Regions from separate parts of the Homo sapiens genome. Here region 1 is linked to region 2. Evidence: chromatin contacts called from ENCODE Hi-C or POLR2A ChIA-PET data. All regions are on one chromosome and are shown on one strand. The core of a region is the stretch at or near the end of the contact, and the rest is flanking DNA. Distances in the headings are between cores, read along the strand shown.

Region 1 (2,700 bases), core at 126-2,625, 670 kb after region 2:
TACTGATATTCACAAAGTGCCTTTTGTACCTGTCGAAAATTAATATATTTTTGCAATTGGTGGCTGTTTTCATGTATTAGAAAATCTGCAGTCAAGAAAGGCCTGCTGCCCCGGCACAGTGGCTCACGCCTGTAATCCTAGCACTCTGGGAGGCTGAGATGGGTGGATCACCTGAGGTCAGAAGTTCAAGACCAGCCTGGCCAACATAGTGAAACCCTGTCTCTACTAAAAATACAAAAATTAGCTGGGCATGGTGGCACAGGCCTGTAGTCCCAGCTATTCAGGAGGCTGAGGCAGGAGAATCACTTGAACCTGAGAGGCAGAGGTTGCAGTGAGCCGAGATTGCACCACTGAGCTCCAGCTGGGGCGACAGAGTGAGACTCTGTCTAAGAAAAAAAAAAAAGGAAGAGAAGAAAGAAAGAAAGAAAGAGAAAGAAAAAAGAAAGAGAGGAAGGAGGGAGGGAAGGAAAGAAATATTTGAAAATTGTGAAATGAAATTAAACATTTGATTATCCATTTTAATTCTCTGGAAATGGAAATCCCCATAACATGTAAACTCACATAGAGTATATAAATCCAACTTTTTCACTTGATTTTCAGAAATACTGTGCATATGTGCAAAAGTAAAGGCATGGTCTGGCCGGGCACGGTGGCCCATGCCTGTAATCCCAGCACTTTGGGAGGCAGAGGCGGGTGGATCACTTGAAGTCTGGAGTTCAAGACCAGCCTGGCCAATATGGTGAAACCTCGTCTCTACCAAAAATACAAAAATTAGCCGGGCTTGATGGTGGGCGCCTGTAGTCCTACCTACTCCGGAGGCTGAGGCAGGAGAATTGCTTGAACCTCGGAGACGGAGGTTGCAGTGAGCCGAAATCGCCACTGCACTCCAGCCTGGGCGACAGAGCAAGACTCTGTCTCAACCAGCCAACCAACCAACCAACTAACCAACCAACCAACCAACCAACCAAAGAATAAAGGCATGGCTGGCACAAAGCCAGGAAGCACGCCTGGCCGGGTGGCTCCCCACATTGGCCACCAGGGGGCACCATCATCTCATAACTGTCTGGCTCTGGGACCTACACATGCGAGAGAGGAATTTTTTAGTGCGGTTTGAGAAGGAATAAGCAACCTGCTGTTTAATGTGTTCATTCAATGGGTCTTTTACAAATTGCTATTTGTAACCTAGAGCGTGCCAGTTATTTAGGATATAATTAGGTTTTTGCTGTTTCACTAACATACCTCACATACCTCGTATAAATGCTTTTTTTTTTTTTAACACACCTCTATACTAAAGAGGAAAATGCTTTTAAATGTAATCTTGAGGTTAATTGACTCTCACTTCTCCTTTCTCTGAAGGGCCTGCAGAACTCTTTCAGTTCTGACGTGGCCCCAGTAGTTTTTTGGTTTTATTTTTTTGAGATAGGGACTCTCTCACCCAGGCTGGGGTACAGTGGCACGATCATAGCTCACTGCAGCCTCTGCCTCCCAGGCTCAAGTGATCCTCCCTCCTCAGCCTCTTGAGTAGCTGGGGCTAAAGGCATGCGCCATCACGCCCAGCTAAGCTTTGTTTGTTTGTTTTTTGTTTGTTTGTTTGTTTGTTTGTTTTAGAGACAGGGTTTCACTATGTAGCCCAGGCTGATCTTGAACTTCTGAGCTCAAGCAATCGGTCCACCTTGGCCTCTCGAAGTGCTGGGATTACAGGCGTGAGCCACCTGGTCGTTTTTTGTTTTTTTTTTTTTTGAGATAGAGTCTCACCCTGTCGCCCAGGCTGGGGTGCAATGGTGAGATCTCGTCTGACTACAATCTCTACCTACTGGGTTCAAATGATTCTCCTGCCTCAGCCTCCCGAGTAGCTGGGATTACAGGTGCCTGCCACCATGCCCAGCTATTTTTTTTGTATTTTTAGTACAGACGGGGTTTCACCATGTTGGCCAGGCTGGTCTTGAACTCCTGACCTCGTGATCCGCCCGCCTCAGCCTCCCAAAGTGCTGGGATTACGGCGTGAGCCACCACGCCTGGTTACCACCTAGTAGTTTTTATCTGGTGACATCTCATCTCTTTGAAATCTGAAACACCAAATCTAAGTAAGAATCTGACTTTAGATTTTGATGTCTTTAAATTAGATAAACTAGCTGGACGCGGTAGTTCAAGCCTATGATCGCAGCACTTTGGGAGGCCAAAGTGAGAGGATCGCTTGAGTCCAGGAGTTCAAGACCAGCATGGGCAACATGACAAAACCCCTCTCAATAAATAAAATAAAAATAAAAGAATACAAATAAATAACTAAATTAGGTAAACTGTTGCACTTAATATTTATCTGAGCCAGTGGTGTTTATGTCAAGATGGGGTCAGATTCTAGACTAAATCAAACTCTCAGACAAGAAAATGGCCTCTTGCCCTGTCATGCTCTCTGTCATGTTATGCTGCGGTAAGAAGGCCCTCACCAGATGCAGCCCAACAGCTGTGGACTTTCAAACCTCCAGAACTGTAAGAAATACGTTTATTTTTAAAATAAATTTAAAAGGCTGGGCATGGTGGCTCATGCCTGTAATCCCAGCACTTTGGGAGGCCGAGGTGGGTGGATCACCTGAGGTTAGGAGTTTGAGACCAGCCTGGCCAACATGGTGAAGCCCCATCTCTACTAAAAATACAAAAATCAGCCAGGCGGGGTGGCACGAAGCCTGTAATCCCAGCTACTCG
Region 2 (2,700 bases), core at 152-2,651:
CAGGAGGAGATTCCTCATGGAATCTCTGCTCCATGAGGTCATCCAGGAGCCAGGCTCTTCCTCTGTTGTTGTACAGCCTTCTAGTCTAGACCATACTATCTCAGGTGGCTTGCCATTTGATCATGTTCTAAGCGGTGGCACAAAATAAGGAGCACACTGTCTCCCTTTAAGGACATTAAAAGTTACCCACATCACTTGTTATATATCATTGGCTGGTACTAGTCTTATGCCATTTGGCTGCGAGGAGGAGTGAAGAATGTAGCCTTTACTCTGGGCAGCACTGGGCCCAGGAAAAAACTGAGAAATACACCGTCAGAAGGGAACAATGAAAGCTGATGGTAAACCAGCACTCACTGGTCACCGAAACACTGTGGTGCTCTAATAGGATGCAACTCATAAAGACATATGTATAGCAGATGTTTCTAACAATGCCAGTTGTATATGTGAATATGGATAGTGTTATTTCAGTGAAAGAATGTGCTCACCACACTATGGTGTGTGAAATGCATTATGAGGACTGGGCACGGTGGCTCAGGCCTGTAATCTCAGCACCTGTAATCTCAGGCCTGTAATCTCGGTGAATTGCTTGAGCACAGGAGTTTGAGACCAGCCTGGGCAACATAATGAAACCCTCTCTCTACAAAAAATAAGAAAATTAGCCAGGTGTGGTGGCGTGCACCTATAGTCCCAGCTATTCGGGAGGATGAGGTGGGAGGATCACTCGGGCCCAGGGAGGTCAAGGCTGCAGTGAGCCCTGATGGTGTCACTGCACTCCAATCTGGGTGGCAGAGTGAGGCCCTGTCTTGAGGGAAAAAAAAAAAAAAAGAAATACATTATGTACAAAAGATGCCTCTAAGGCAAAAAAAAAAAAAAAAATGGTCATTGGAATTTCAACATGTCCCTGATAGAATTACTCAAAAGAGTCAATATTGGAGACCATTATTTATAATATCCATTATTTAGAATGAAAACTAGAAAGTGCTAATTGTTCTACCATGAATATGCATTTGAATAAATATAACAAAAAATTAACAAATCTATCAATGGCATACTACCAATAACTGTCTTCTAATCAAGTAGGAGTTTCTGGGTTACATATCAACTACATTACTTAAGATTATGAGTACTTCATGGGAGAAAAATTGCACTTTGGGAAAAATGATAACTGGGCACTATAAATAGCATGTTACAAACATGATGGCATGGAAATGAAATATACTTTTCACAACTCCAAGGAGTTATTACCTGGCCTGGGACACCTAATAACTTGACAGGCCCTGGCTATCTACTACCTGCTCAAAGGCATGTGTCCCTGTAGTTTGCATTCTGTACTCTAGTGGGCTCCCCAGGCTGGTGTGTGCTCCCGTGTCCCTTCCACCAATTCAGACATCAAATGATTTAAAGCAGAGATCACAAGGGGTGCCCATAGACCATCGAGCCTATAGATGTGCTTTATTTGGCTTGTAACACGTTATAAAACTTTTGGAATTGATTGCCAATATTTAGAAAACTGATGATTTCACAAACATTTGAAAACTTCTGATTTCTTTTTTAAAAAAATCAAAAGTTCGGGCTGGGCTCAGTGGCTCACGCCTGTAATCCCAGCACTTTGGGAGGCTGAGGCGGGCGGATCACGAGGTCAGGAGATCAAGACCATCCTAGCTAACACAGTGAAACCCCGTCTCTACTAAAAATACAAAAAATTAGTGGGGCGTGGTGGCAGGTGCATGTAGTCCCAGCTACTCAGAAGGCTGAGGCAGGAGAATGGCGTGAACCCAGGAAGCAGAGGTTGCAGTGAGCCGAGATCGCGCCACTGCACTCCAGCCTGGGCGACAGAGCAAGACTCCGTCTAAAAATAAGTAAATAAAAATAAATAAATAATTCAGGCAACACTGGGCCCACCTTCACAGAGCACAAAAATCACCTGTAAGTGAGCACTGGCTGTTCCTTTTCCATCTACTTTTTCTTTTGTTTGTTTGTTTGTGACAGGGTCTTGCTCTGTTGCCCAGGCTAGAGTACAGTGGCTTGATCACAGCTCACTACAGCCTTGATCTCCCAGTCTCAATCAATCCTCCCACCTCAGCCTCCTGGGTAGCTGGGATTGCAGGCGCATACCTCCATGCTTGGCTTTTTTTTTCTTTTTGTAGAGACAAGGTTTTGTACCATGTTGCCCAGGCTGGTCTCAAACTCCTGGACCGAAGCAATCCTTCCACCTCAGCCTCCCGAAGTGCTGGGATTACAGGCGTGAGCCACTGCACTCGGCCTCTACTTTTTGTTTACATCTTGTACTTAATGCTATTTATAAGCTGCTTGTGGTCATTTGAGTTCACTGCTCCTGCCCTGTGACTGACTCTCTCCAACCTTTTCCACCGAGCAAACAACCTTTCCCACACTAAAGCATCCAGTCACCTTTCCTTTATACTTGCTGACTGACTGCATTTCAACTAGGTTGTTACTTCAAGCAAAAACATGCATTTTTTACTTTATCTCTGGTAGTGAAATGAAAGGTTCATTCTCTGATTATAGGAATCTCAATTTGTTAGCCAGGAAGCAGGGGGAAACTGAGGATGAAGTGTGGAGGAAGAGAGGAATCCAGAAACGCATGCTCAACATGATTTACTGCTTTGCAGGTGACTTGGGATGAAGGAGTATGGAAATCAGAAGGGCCTTTACCTCCTTATGAAAGGAGAAGCAAGGATT

Evidence for each region. A loop is a pair of places that touch in the nucleus more often than their neighbours do. ChIA-PET counts read pairs that join two places held with the same protein, here RNA polymerase II (POLR2A). Pooled maps may share reads with other maps.
Region 1: a loop to region 2 is called in a pooled map, with 2.4 times the contacts of the local background. The contact joins two enhancer-like sites. A Hi-C loop is called at or near these places in 1 of 168 maps with a recorded cell type or tissue (body of pancreas) and 6 of 50 pooled maps. POLR2A ChIA-PET finds 5 or more read pairs at or near these places in 3 of 52 experiments (A549, B cell and OCI-LY7).

Annotation. Positions count from the first base shown.
Region 1 is chr12:31,635,171-31,637,870 of GRCh38, reverse strand. All of the region lies in intron 1 of LOC124902913 (a long non-coding RNA gene), which reads left to right. Among named protein-coding and RNA genes, the nearest start is that of ETFBKMT, 23 kb to the left of the region's middle. Within about 2 kb of position 1,375, at least 4 of the 41 ENCODE cell types and tissues checked have a DNase peak (open chromatin) inside an H3K27ac peak, as active enhancers do; they include OCI-LY7, where a contact is called at or near this core.
Region 2 is chr12:32,301,057-32,303,756 of GRCh38, reverse strand. All of the region lies in intron 3 of BICD1 (BICD cargo adaptor 1), which reads right to left. Among named protein-coding and RNA genes, the nearest start is that of FGD4, 97 kb to the left of the region's middle. Within about 2 kb of position 1,401, at least 4 of the 41 ENCODE cell types and tissues checked have a DNase peak (open chromatin) inside an H3K27ac peak, as active enhancers do; they include OCI-LY7, where a contact is called at or near this core.